2 separate regions of the Homo sapiens genome follow, and region 2 is linked to region 1. Evidence: chromatin contacts called from ENCODE Hi-C or POLR2A ChIA-PET data. All regions are on one chromosome and are shown on one strand. Each heading gives the region's core, a stretch centred on a gene start or an enhancer-like site at or near the end of the contact. The rest is flanking DNA. Distances are from core to core; before and after follow the strand shown.

What was found. A loop is a pair of places that touch in the nucleus more often than their neighbours do. ChIA-PET counts read pairs that join two places held with the same protein, here RNA polymerase II (POLR2A). Pooled maps may share reads with other maps.
Region 2: a loop to region 1 is called in a map with no recorded cell type, with 4 times the contacts of the local background. The contact joins the enhancer-like site here to the promoter of LINC02789 in region 1. A Hi-C loop is called at or near these places in 1 of 168 maps with a recorded cell type or tissue (A673), 1 of 37 single-sample maps with no recorded cell type and 6 of 50 pooled maps. POLR2A ChIA-PET finds 5 or more read pairs at or near these places in 2 of 52 experiments (MCF 10A and OCI-LY7).

Annotation. Positions count from the first base shown.
Region 1 is chr1:199,144,907-199,151,517 of GRCh38, forward strand. It overlaps LINC02789 (long intergenic non-protein coding RNA 2789), which reads left to right and starts at 3,692. Exons shown (of 4, transcript NR_147896.1): 1 at 3,692-3,831. All of the region lies in intron 1 of LOC107985243 (a long non-coding RNA gene), which reads right to left.
Region 2 is chr1:199,224,841-199,231,824 of GRCh38, forward strand. All of the region lies in intron 3 of LINC02789 (long intergenic non-protein coding RNA 2789), which reads left to right. Among named protein-coding and RNA genes, the nearest start is that of LINC02789, 80 kb to the left of the region's middle. Within about 2 kb of position 1,496, at least 4 of the 41 ENCODE cell types and tissues checked have a DNase peak (open chromatin) inside an H3K27ac peak, as active enhancers do; they include A673, where a contact is called at or near this core.

The DNA of each region.
Region 1 (6,611 bases), core at 2,442-4,941:
CCTGGGACATTGCTAAATGTGAAAAGAACAGCTAGAGACAACTGGGGGAAAACAGGTATAAATAAAACTTGTCCTGGGCAAACTTGAATGCATGTTTATCCTAATCGGTGCATGCATAAATGTACTTGGCTGTACAGTGAATGATTCACACTGCAATTTCTCTTTTTCTCTATTTCATATTTTCAAGAATGCTGTTGTGACCTATTTGTTGATGTCACTCACTAAGGGCTAAAAAAAAAAATACTAGCTGAGAGAGAGACAAAGTCCAAATAAATGCAGGACTTGACGGCCCCTACATTTATTCCCCAGCAAACATTATACACATAGAAGTAGGTGATGGGAGCTTTTGAAGGAGTGTAAGCCCTGGAGAAACCTGTGTCCATTACATGTTAGAGAGGCTGCTCTTGCAGGAGTCTGGAGGGGTCTTTGAAGTTGACAAAAACGGGTTGTCACTGAGCATAATTTTTCACCTTAATTCTCACTCTTTTTAGGCAATTAAGCAGATCACTTAAGGGAGATAATTTATTTGGCTCAGTCTAGACAAACTAGAATTTTATATAAACTTACATTTTAAGATATATATAAGAAAAATACTTACAAAGCTTAACTAAATGTTTCTAAAATTTCTCACCAATAGTCTATTTTCTTCACTCAGTAGTGTTAACTGAAAATGCATATTTCTTGGTTTCATCAGATTACTTCAAGTATAAAACTTCTGAGGTTTCCTTTATACAGGTTTCCTTTATATCCAACTTTCTTCAGCTTCCAAACTCAGTTTAGGTTTGTGTTATGAAGTCTCCATTTTTTTTCCCATATAAACCAGAACTCGAGAAGAAAGCATCAGGAATATAAATAGTTTGTGAAATTATGTTCCATTTGTTCCAAGGGAAAATGATAAAGCTTGACTTAAAAGCTTTAAACTTCATTTGGAGAACCAAGGCAATTGCAACTAAAGTGCAAAGCTGTACATACAAATGCTCTCAATTATATGACCCATTTCATGATTTCTATGGAAAACCTGGAAAGAGACAAGTGTCAGCTAAATTCTAAGAAATCTTTGTGACTGTGATTTCTCAGATCTAAACCTTACAAAGCAAGATGTAAATGCAATAATTCCTGAGAAAATAATTCAAGACCATGCTTGATTGACAATGATTCAATAGTATCATACATGTCTTAGTTTATTACAGAACCTCTAACAACCAATGGGTCTTGCCACTGTTTGCACATTTTTGTTCATCATAGAATTTCTCTGACTCATTATTTTCTTAACACTGTGTAATTTTGGTTAGCAATTACAGCCAACAGTACTATAAGATACAGCTTATCAGCAAAATAAAAAACAATCAAACAAACAAAATCTTAGAGCCCATGTAGCAATTAACATTTGGCTGGAAAATAAGTGCTAGATTTTGATCATAGAGAGAACAATTTACTTGGTTGTATTTTTTTAGTTGGCTTATGGGGAGAGTGTTTTATTAGAGTCCATTATATTACTAAAACTTATTTTAATGGATTTGAATATGATTTTAAATAAATAACTTTTGTTTATACGTATATGTTTTCAAAAGACTGGAAGAGTTTTAAGGGTAACCTGCTTGTAATAGTTTAAGTTGTAGCACCACTTCACAATTCAGAATTAGAAGTGAAAAATTACATTTATGTTACCGTCAGTTTAACCCTAAAATAATTAAAATGGAGAAAAAAGAAAGAGCATATATAATAAATCAGAAAACATTTCCAACCTTAAAGCCATGATCTAGGAAGATGAAATGGACAGAATGGAACAAGATGATCCATAAACTACTGCAGAGAGGAACATTAACGAAAAGCAAGCATTGTATCTCTGGAAGTCTCAAGAACAATTAGACCATTAGTACCTTTCCCAGCTCACCTCCCAGAATATTAGCACCCAGACTGGTAGTCCAAAAAGATAAGACCGAACAAATCTTTGGAGCACAGGAATAGTCCCCAAAAATGGAGCCAGAGATCTTGACATTTAGGAGCCACCCTCACAAAACCAGCCTACCACTCAACAAACACAGCTGAGGAACACAGATTTTCTAGCTTTTAAAATAACTTCATTATAAGGTGAATCTGCAAATCACTAGGCTTTTGAAGCATGCCGCCAACATAAATAAGCAAATACAAAAAGAAAAAAGAATAAAAGCAAAAGAAGATGAAGGAGATTTAAGAGAACATGTAAAAATTCAAGAAAAGTGTGAAAGAACTGTAATTAATAAAGTAACATATAATAGGCAGAAACACGGTGGTTGAAGCAATTGGCCCTGGCAGTGAAGAATATTTTATAGTTGACTTTGTTTAGAATTTACTGATGCATGGTGATGATAAAAATGAAAACTGATATTTGGTCAACTCTAGTATTATTCTAAAACGTTCTTTATTCTAAAACGTTCTACAATAAACCCCTTATTATCTGTACCCAAAAGAGATTGCTCCTACCAACCATCCCTTAATGTGCTGCTAAGTTAATATCCTCAAAGCAATGAGAGAAGCATTTGTACTCAGTCCAGATTGGAGTAGGTGCATTAAGCACTTCTGAATGACAGTTTTCGAACAAAATCTGGTCCACTAACTGTTATTAAAGATATGGAACAACTTAGTAACACTTCAAGAGAAAACAATGAAATTGAAAAAATTAGATAATTATTAAATACAACAAACTAAAAAGTACACAAAAGGGAATTGTGGTATATTATTGGTGTTAGAAGAGAATGGTACTAGTATTCTCTACTAGTAGAGAATACTAGTACTACTATTCTCTACTAGCCACTGGGTGCAGTGGCTTACAACTTAATCCCAACACTTTGGGAGGGGGAGGGGAATCACTTGAGCCCAGGAATTCTAGACCAACCTGGGCAACATAGCAAAACCATGTTTCTATTTTTAAAAAATAAAATAGAATAATATTACATAGTAAAAATAATGGCAATATAGAATACGGATAAGAACATAATGTAATCTTACAGTTATAGGAAGTGCATGCATGGTGTCAAAAATTAATATATCAAAAAGCAACAATCATATATTTCATAAACATGGAGGTATAGTTGAACAAATATCCCAAAGAAAGTGGTTGTACCTGGGGATTGGAATGATTGGGACTCAGAGAGTAGGGGTAACTACTTTTTATTATGGGCTTTTTGGGCATAAATTAAATGCATATATTACTTTGATTAAACTCAAAAAGTGAAGATTATATGGATTTAATTAGAACAAAGCTATAATAATGACATAAAACATTTCCTGTAACTCTATAGGCTGTCAGACAATGCAGAAGTTAAAAAAGTCACATTTGGCACGTTTATTTCACACTACATTATTCTATTTTATAAAATTTAAAAAATTCTGTAATTCTGAAAAACATTTGTTATCGGAATGAAAGATAACATAACTAGTCTTAGATGTAGAATTCTTTCATAAATTAGAAAAAGACCACCTTTATCTTTAATTAATAAATTTTAAAAGTTATGTTTAATTTAAACTTAAGATTTTTATATAGTATACTCTTTGATAATACATAATTTGGAAGCAGATTTTTTAATTTTAAAAAATAAATGTGTAAAATAAGTATGCATTTTTAAAAATCAAAGACTTAACTAGGATTTTATTGTAGAGATGGTATGATCTTTCTGGCTATATATACTTGGAATTGGGCTGGGTCCTAATTGATACATAGGAAACCAAATAACCTAGAGAAAACAATACCCATGAATGATTAGCAAATTTCTTACATATAAAGGAAATGATTTAACTTCAAGAGACTAGAATAAATGAAAACATATTCAAAATTGAAAACGTTAATGGAAGGTAAGTTTGGTTTGCATTTGTGCATTTTATTTTGCAGACTAGAACAGACATAAACTTCTAATTCTGTTAACATTGTAGCAGTTCATGGCAGTACAGGGGAAGACTTTTAGAAAAGAAAAAGATACTGGAGGAAAGGATTGATCTTTTCTGACAGCATGTAACACTTTTTACAGGGTAAACAATAATGCTTAGATTCTTTTCCTTTAGCAGCAAAAAGGCTCTGCTCTCAGTATTTAACAGCAGAATGAACAAAACTTGCTTTATAAAACAAACAAATCCATAGTCTATTTCTGTTTGTTGGTTTTACTATGGTGAATTCCACACAAAAGGGGATTCCTTCCTACTGCTTTAACATAACACATTTCCGTGATTATGAAGTGTAAAAGTGCTAGCCATTTTAGGTCCAAATATTGAGGCTCATTATTGTGGTGAGTTTGAATGTTGACTTATATGAGATTTTCTTCTTCCCTATGCAAATGAAGTGGCAAAATGTTGCTTTTAGGTCGAGATCAGGTAAACTGAGTCTAGATGCATCTAATTCATCTAACTAAATCTAATTAAACTTAATTAAATCTAAGAACCCACTAGATGATGGTAAATCAGTTTTGTAATATCTAGCAATTGCTTTAAAAATTTTTTTTTCTCTCTAAAAACACAGTATTTGCTGGCTCCTCTATTGCTGGATATGTCAGCTATTTACAGAAGACTTTCAGATGAGATCTTGCAGAAAGGATCCCAAAAGGCATTCATTAGGAGAGAGTTAATTATTTGGTTTTACTGTGAAATGGAGAGTTAATTTCTGTCTATCATGGCACCACAATAGTTTTAAGGTCATGAATCATTTTGCGATCATCCCTCACATATTTTCCTCTCAGATGTATACGCTTCCTATTTCATATCCATTGCTCAGATTAGCTCTTCCTTTTGAATTTATTACAATAGACACATTGGGGTTGACTAGTACTTGCTCTATCCTTTCTTGTTAAGAACCCTGTCATCCTGGTCCAACAGCTTTGTATATGATTCAAATATTGCTTTTCACAGAAGCAACTTTTAACATGCAATGCGAACATCCTCATTATGGGAGAGATGAGAACAAATAACAGCATGATATGGCTGTCTTCTGAACTGTGCACTTATTGACCTATTTACCAATTATAGCTTTCTCATTTTAACATTGTGCATTATGGATATTCATCAAGGACAGTAGATAACTCCTATGAAAGTAGAGTCCATATTAGTATGAAATGGAGGTTATATTATTTCCTATAAAATTTACTAAAAGGCAAGCATTAAGAATACAGATACAAGCATATAAGATTGAAAGTCTGAGTTAATTCATAACTATTTCAATGATGCTGTGGTGGACTTGATAGGCTAGTTAGCATTTCAGCATGCATTCAATGCACATTAATAGGGCTATTAATATTATATCCTTATGTTGCTGTTATAAAATGAGAGTCCTTTTTAAAAAAAATTTTCGCACGGTTAACTGACTAGGACTCCAAAAATATCATAAATATTTTGGAGCAATGTTATAAGAGTTATTTGCCCCTAGCACGTTCTAGTTTAGCAACATGAGTGTTAAGGAAACCATGTCAATCCAGTGTCACATCTTTGCCATTTCAAATAAGACAAGTGCAAATAGTTGTGTGTGTGTGTGTGTGTATGTGTGTGTGTATGTGACAAGTTGGATTAAATGTACTTTGTATAATTAAGTTCAGTGAAGTCAGCAGATAATATCAAAAAGGATTAGAAACAAGCCCCTTATCCTCAAAATGTAAAATTTTATTCATAGGAGCCAATTTTAATTTAATTATCTTTTTTTGAAAAGTGCCGAAAATACCTTAAACTAGGGCAGGATTTTTTTTATTACTTTAAAGATATCTTGATTGATACTTTCATCCTTATTTTTTATTCTTTTTGGAGGTATAAATTAAATGGAAATAATATGGAATATATATTAGATCTGACCAATGTGTCTCAATGATAGAAAAATATGGACAATTCACTATTTTATGATGAATATAAAAAAATTCCAGAAATAAAAGTTAGCTTTACAAATCTGTTGACTGAATTATTAATAATCCTAGGCAAAAAAAAACACCATCAAGAAAAAATAAACCTTTGATTTTTGCTTAGAAAAGTTAGTAGTCATTGAAAAAGTAGGTCAGTGAAATAACTGGATTACTCAAATTAATCAGAACTGACAGGTAGACTACTAGAAGTCTACAGGCTACAGAGTTTTGGTTTGAATGTTTTTGTAAATCTGGCATTTCTTAGGAGACAGATGAAAATTAATAAGATTATGCTAATTTATAGCATAAAGTAAAATGTTTTATAGCACTAATACCATCGAAGACTTTACTGAGCACTGAAAAGTAAATGTAATAATTCTAATTGTAAATTTATTTTATGTTTTTCAAAATCAGAAATCATCCAAAACTCAGTTACACTGATGCAATTATTTGTACATGCAAATATAATTAGGATGAATATTTTATGCTTAACTTCAAAACGATGGTAAAATTTCCAATACCACATTGTATTTTTAAGTTCATGCAGTAAGAGTCATCTAAATGATGTAAAGAAAATAGGGGTAAGCAAGTGTAAACATAATGGTTTTGCTTTTTAAAATAGTTCTGGGTGGATTTAAAAATTATGTATGTTTATACTTTACAAATTTAACACATTAATAAAAGTCCAAAATTTGGAAAAGAGTGATAATGGATTTACTTACGCAGGCCACGTTTTTAAATTTTGTATTATTCCGAGATGGC
Region 2 (6,984 bases), core at 246-2,745, 78 kb after region 1:
AAGACATGAATAGGGAAAACAAAAACAAAACAAAACAAAAATTCTATGATCCCAAATGTCATTCCATTGTCCATGGTGGCAACGTTAATTATGACCCTCTTTTACTGCCTAATGTGACTTCTGAATTCTCAACACAGCACTCCAGGCAACCACCAGTAAGAGAAGTGACTTGACATGCAAAATGAAATCTATTTTCAGAATTGAGCTACCAGCAAGAGCAAACAGATCAAAAAGACATCAACATGGTCAAATGTGGGCCATTCAAGGGACAGTAAGTCAATTAGACTGCCTGAGTATAGTTCACAAATAGCACAGTGTGAAATTAACATAAGGGAGGCCTTGACAAAAAGTTTAATTGAATTCTCTCCTTTAATAATGTCTTTGCCATATTTCAAGTCATCTTTCCTAAAATATTGTAAAATATTTTTGAAAATGTTTGAATTCCTGAGCCATTAGCCTTTTTTCTCTTGGTGAAGATTTAGTTTCATCTTTCCCTCTACTTGTTGAATGTGGCAGTTCTAACCATTAGAACATGTGCTGAGTGATTTGGGCGGCTCTTCGAATCACTTACAAATTGAAGCACTCAAACAAGTTTACATCAGTTTATTCTTCAGTGTCTGCACATGCCCAGATGTCTGAACACAAGAGAAGAACTCTTTAAAAAAAAAAAAAAGAGTATTTTCAGCAGCCTCAAATTTCTATGCATTATACATTCCTGGAACCCTGATAACGTCCAAATTGAAGCACTCTGGGAAGTTTAGAGAGCTTGTATAATTTTAAATTGTCCTATACATGGCTCAGACCTCATGTACTTCACAAATTGAAGAACCTTTCAATTTTGAACATTTCAATAATTTTAAATCAAGGCATGCGCATCTAGATTTAATTTTTACTTGCATTTTAACTTACGTCACATAGACCAACTGAAAAATAAATCATTATTCTGATATATTTCTAGAAACTCACTTCCATTTTCAAAGAGATTTTTAGTGTGTTTCTCTTTGCTGTTTGTGATTAAATCAACATAGCAAAAGCATCACAGGCTGAAGAGGTATGTTTACTACACTTGACTATGTTTGCTGCACTTGAATTTGAAAATGCCAATACAACAATGTGCCTTACTCTAAAAAATTAAAGCCGTGTTACCATTAAGGCTGACATTTGGCTACTACACTGAGTATCACAACTAGTAAGATTTGACTACAAAAGAAAACTTAGCTCTTTTCTTAAAATAAGCTAGCTATGATAACGAGAGCTAGACAGTGGGAAAATTTGAGCTTGTGAGGCCCTAAAGAGTTTTTATTTTCAAAGGTACAAATTATTGAATTTAGAATAAGAAGGAACCTCTGTGGCTACTCAAGTCTGCAGAGTTATATTACATGACTGAATGAATGAATAAAAGCTCTGTACATTATAATTTGGAATGCACTGAATTAGCAAACCTCCCACACCCCCAACCCCCCAAAAAGTAAAGATGTTTAAAGTAAAAGCAAAAGAGTCTGCCATCAGATCTCACAGAATAACTCCGTGGGAATTCCCCACATGAAAGATTACAGGATATGACCTAAGGATATATCACCCTACACAGTCATAAATTAAATTTACTGTAAGAACCACACAAACAGAGAAAAAAAGAATCACAGAGCCGTACAATAAAAGCCAGCCTAAAATTAAGGGTATTGATCATTTGCCTAAGAAGTGAGAGCACAAAACCATAGAGTGATTAATGGTATTATTATTAGAGGAGCTCACCCAACCTCCTATGTTCCCAACAGAAAATTGATACTGTTTTAAATGTTTTGCCACTGTAATTTTTTAATATGTCAGCCAAATGTTTTATCTAATTGCTAAAACACAATCAGGAATAATTTTTAATTCAGTGTTAAGTATTCATTTGAAATAAATGATTGCTTATGTTTCATGTGCAGTGGAAGGAAAACCCACAATTCATCTAATTCTGAATTTTTCTGGTTGCTTTTCTCTTACATAAAATTTCTAGACAATATAGTCGCATTTTCCCTAAGTAAACATGAGTAAATCAAGCCCAGAGCCCATTCTCCAAACTGAGAAGATTGGAAAATGTAATTTCCCACCCTGAGCTCTCAGATGAATAGCCACGAGTACTTCTTAGCAGCTGGGACAAGGAGAAAAAAAAGATACATGGAAAGTATACCTCTGTTTTTAAATAAAAGTAAAGACTTGATTTTAAGTAGAGGTTAGGGTCAGGCCAGGTCAGACATTTGATTCCCTGGGTCAGGCCTCTTCAGTCTGTGACCTACCAAGAGAGGCATCATGTTCTAACTCTTCTCTGACAAAAGCAGCAAAAACAAGGCATTTTAATACAATCTGGACTAATTAGGCTTCCAAGTTAGAATAAAAGAACATTTTTTTTAAAAAAGACATAGAGCCTTTCTTATTTTATGGCAACTAAAAAGAGTATTGTGATCAAATAATGGCATATGTGAAAAGTGGCAAGAGGCAAATTATCCTGTTTTCCAAATTTCAGGAAAATCATTTTTCCAAACTAATAGGATTACCCATCACAAAGAATGTTTGAAACTGCTATTTTATATGGCAACAAATCCAACCATAGAAAAAAGAAAACAGAATGAACAGCCTCAAGAAAGAAACATAATGGAAAAGGCTCATGGGGGCTTGTATTTGGCCTATTATTTACAAGCGAAAAATTCCTTTGTTAGCTGTGAACAGACTTTATGGCAAAACCCCATAGACCAGTCTCAGACCAAGCAAAATCCCTTATAATTGCCAAAATTTGATTTATGTAAACTTAGGAGATCCTGGTCTCTGCCTCACTATTTGCAGGAAAAATGTTTCTGTGAACATGATGAATAGAAATTATGCATAATTGATTAGCGAATGAAAATTCCAGCGTAAGACGTAAGATGCATGCATCCTCATTTTGAAATTTGAGAATTTCATGCTGTGGAATTTCTTTTGTGCCTTTGAGGCATTTTTAACATATATGATTTCAAGAAATATTTTTTCTTATTACAATGGAATTACTATTATGCTAACTCTTTAATTTTTAGTAAAGGAAATTAGTCATATTATCACTGAATAAAATAATAAAAACATTTTAGAAAATACTCGAAACTACTGAAGGAATAACTTACATCCTACCATACATAAGCTTCTTTACATACAATGTCACTGCAATATTTTAAAGAAGTATCAAGAAGAAATTTAAAAGTTTATTTTTCTGGTTTTATTATTCCTTTTCATATGTAAGCTCTGGGTACATTATGAAAAGAAATTGGTTATTTTATTCCTTCTTTTGCCTGAGCTGGGCTACCATTGTTGCTAAACCTCTCAAAAAAAGTAAAACTTTATTCACTATGTGATCGTCTCCAACAAAAATTTTGGCATGGAGGGTCAACTTGTCATATTTCCTCTTCACATGGTTCAATTAAAAATACAGAAAGAGCCCACAATTCAATGAGATAATATGGACCCAAATTTTTTTCACACAGTACAGAATTGTTTATAAATATAGTTGATACAACATAGAAAGCAGACAGTGTAGTAATGATGCCTTTTCTGTAAAATGCATGCTTATTCTTGCATTTATATGTTGGGCATGGACAAGGATGTGTAAGTGGCTGCAGCAATTAAAAAAAAGTAGGAATAAAAAAAGAATACAAAAGAAAAGACAAAAAAAAAAAACACAAATATATATTTTTTTCCAGTGCTTGGTTAGTGGCAGTTTCTGTAACATCTGATAATTCTCTTGAGTCAATTGGTTATTTGGTTTTTTTTTTAACCTTATGGGGGTCATATTATTCTCTTAAGCACAGCATTAGGGAATTCCCCCCCCCCCGACAAAAAATGATAGGTTAAAGGAACATTTGGAAGACAAAAAGATAGGTCTGTGAAGGAGTGAACACTTATAAGAATCAAATGGAGAAATCAAAGTTGAATCCAAAAATTTCATGAATAGAAGATTGACATTAAAGCAAAAGAAAGACCTACAAGTATACCCTGAGGTGTAAGTAGTATAAGCAAAGTGTTACGTACATGTGTATTTACATTTTATTTATTTTTAAGATGGAGAGACTGAATCACATCTGAAAACCAATAAACAAATCAGTGCACAGAGGAGAAACTAGGTGAGGCCAGCTAGAAATCCAGAGAAACCTTTACTGGATTGTTCACAAGTACAGTGATCAAGACACAAATTTAGAGAAAGAGTGTGGGGATTCGTGAAATGTTGGTTCCTAGTTCAGCATTTCTCTTTTAGCTGTAGGGTAAAGGTTTTCAGGAACAGGGAGGAAAATGTCTGGCATCTTTTGGGAGATCCTCTCTAATAAAATCACCTTTGGGATTGTCCCTTGGGCCTACTGGAATATTATCTTCACATACTCCAGAGAATATTTGTGTGACACAAATTACTTGGCTTATATAGTCCTCTTTGGGAAATCACATACATGTTAGACTCTGGCCCAGATAAGAAGAAATCTCATTAACATTTTGCAGACATAGTTTACAGGATGACTATAAGTAACATGAAAAATATGTGAGTGTGTTCTATGCTGTATCAGGAGAGAAAAAAAATTCAACTTAGAAACTATTGCTTCAATGGTTTGGTGGAAGTTCACAGTTTAGAATTTCAGCTCAGTAAATTTTGATAATCAGATTAACATTAGTGTATATATACACATACATATATACATATATACATATATTATATATTAATATATGCATATATAAATAAATATACATACATAGATATATATACATATCATATATATATATATTTCCTAACATAACTAAGCTTACAGACTTGGTTTGAACCTCATTGTATAGAAGCCTATGCAGTAGCAATAATATCCTGAAATTATTTTTATTTTAATACAAGGGATTTGGAATACTTGGCAAACATTAAGACCATTAACTATATTTTCAGATGAAGAACCAACAACAAAATGAGATGACATGGTGCTAGTTATTTTAACTACTCAAAGATAAAAGAAAGAATAGGCTATAGGCAGAGTCCACATAGCGTGATTTTTCAGGCACTGAATATTTTGCAACATTCCATACTTCCTCCTTTGACTCTCAAAAATATTTCCCTCAAAAGATCTTCACTCTATCTAAAATTCAAACACCAGTCAATCTATTCTGGGTACCAATTTAGATTATTTAAAGTTATATTTAAATGCTTCACTAGGAGGAGAAATGTATTAAAACATCAATAACCAGAAAGTCTTTAGGGTAAATTAGTTTATTAGATTAGTTAACCAATTATCTTGAAAATCCCAGAGACACACATCCATCTTAGTGCATGTGAGGAAGTCTAGGCTTGATGTGGGAAAAGGAGAATTGTTCAAGAGGTTAAGATTGCATGAAGGACAGTGTACTGTCCCTCTACTAGAAGAGAACAACTATTTCTAAAGGAAAATGGAAGAAGAAAAAAAAAAGAAAAGAAAGGAAAAGGAAGGGCAAAGAAAGTATCTTAGAAAACTTCACTGTGATTGTCTATTGCTGTACAACAAATCACTCCAAAACATAGTGGCTTAAAAGAACCACTCTCACTTTGTTATGTCTTAGAGTTTCTACGAATCAGGAATTTGGAAGAGCTTGGAAGTGTGGTTTTGGCTCCAGGTCTCTCATGAGGTTACTTAGCCAATATATAGAATTAGAACAGAACAATGCAGGCCTCAGTCAGCTAGGGACTAGATGAGCATTTCTCACTCTCTTTATGTAGTCTCAGAACCTTTTCAAGTCATCTCTTCATGTGGAACAGTTTTAACTTCTTAGCGTGAAGCATGGCAACATAAGTAAGGCCAGACCGTTTATATGTGCTTAAAGGTTTAATAGGTCTAATAGCAAACAAAATTGAATAAACTTTTATGATTTAGCATCAGAAATCACAGTGTATTACTTTTGCCCTAAGGTATTGGTTTAAATAAGCCACAAAAACTCTCTTAAATAGAAAGAGATTCAAAGTCGCACTGCAGGAAAAGCACATGAGATGGAGAATACTGTTGCAGTCATCTTTAGAACATACAATCTGCTATAGACTAGGATTAGCTTTAAACATCAACTTTAGCTTTACCACCCTTTGCGCAACCATCCATATAGTCAGCATAATTACACCTGTATGTTATCACCAGTGCAAGAAAATTTCAGCTCAACAAATCTTTCTGAGGGAATAATCACTAAAACCATAGAAGATTGAAAGAAGTATATCCATAATCAACTACAATAAAAGTTCATATTTCTTGAGAATTTACTATATGACCAGCTCTGTGCTTAGCTTATTAAATTATCACAATTACCTATAATAAATGCATATAAGGAATTTGATATTAAAGATTATAAATGAAAAGGCATTACTTTACTTTTCTGTAGGACATAACTAAATTTCCCTTAGTTATGTCAGACCTAGCTGACATCCCTTTTTCATAGCTGAACAGAAACAGTGAGAGAGACCTGGTTACTCTAAATTTATAATTCATATAAGTCTCCTGATGTTTTCTATTCTCTGTCTGAGGAAAGAGACAAACCTTAGGTGGACTAATTCTTATAAAAATTTCAACTTTGGACCAATGCAGCTAAATCATTAATGTGTAACAAAAGAAATTAAGAACACCTTTTTGGGGGAAAATTACAGTCTGAAGCCTCTACGATTCTTTATAAGCAATGTCTTACCTAGAAAAAAAACTTACAAAACATGAGAAGATAGATAAATAAAAAATATATAATGCAAGGCAAAGAGAATAAATAAGAGGAGCAGGAGAATGGGGCAAAAGTAGTATTTGAAGGAATAATGGCTAAGAATTTTCCCAAACTAATGAAAACATTATTGATCCAAGATTTGAGAAGCTCAGACAATACCAAGAATGATAATTAGAAAAAAATAAAACACTCAGACACATCAAAATTCAAATGCTGAAAACCAAAGACAAAGACAAAAATCTTAAAAGCAGTTGGAGATTGATTTTTGAAAATTCAACATTAAAT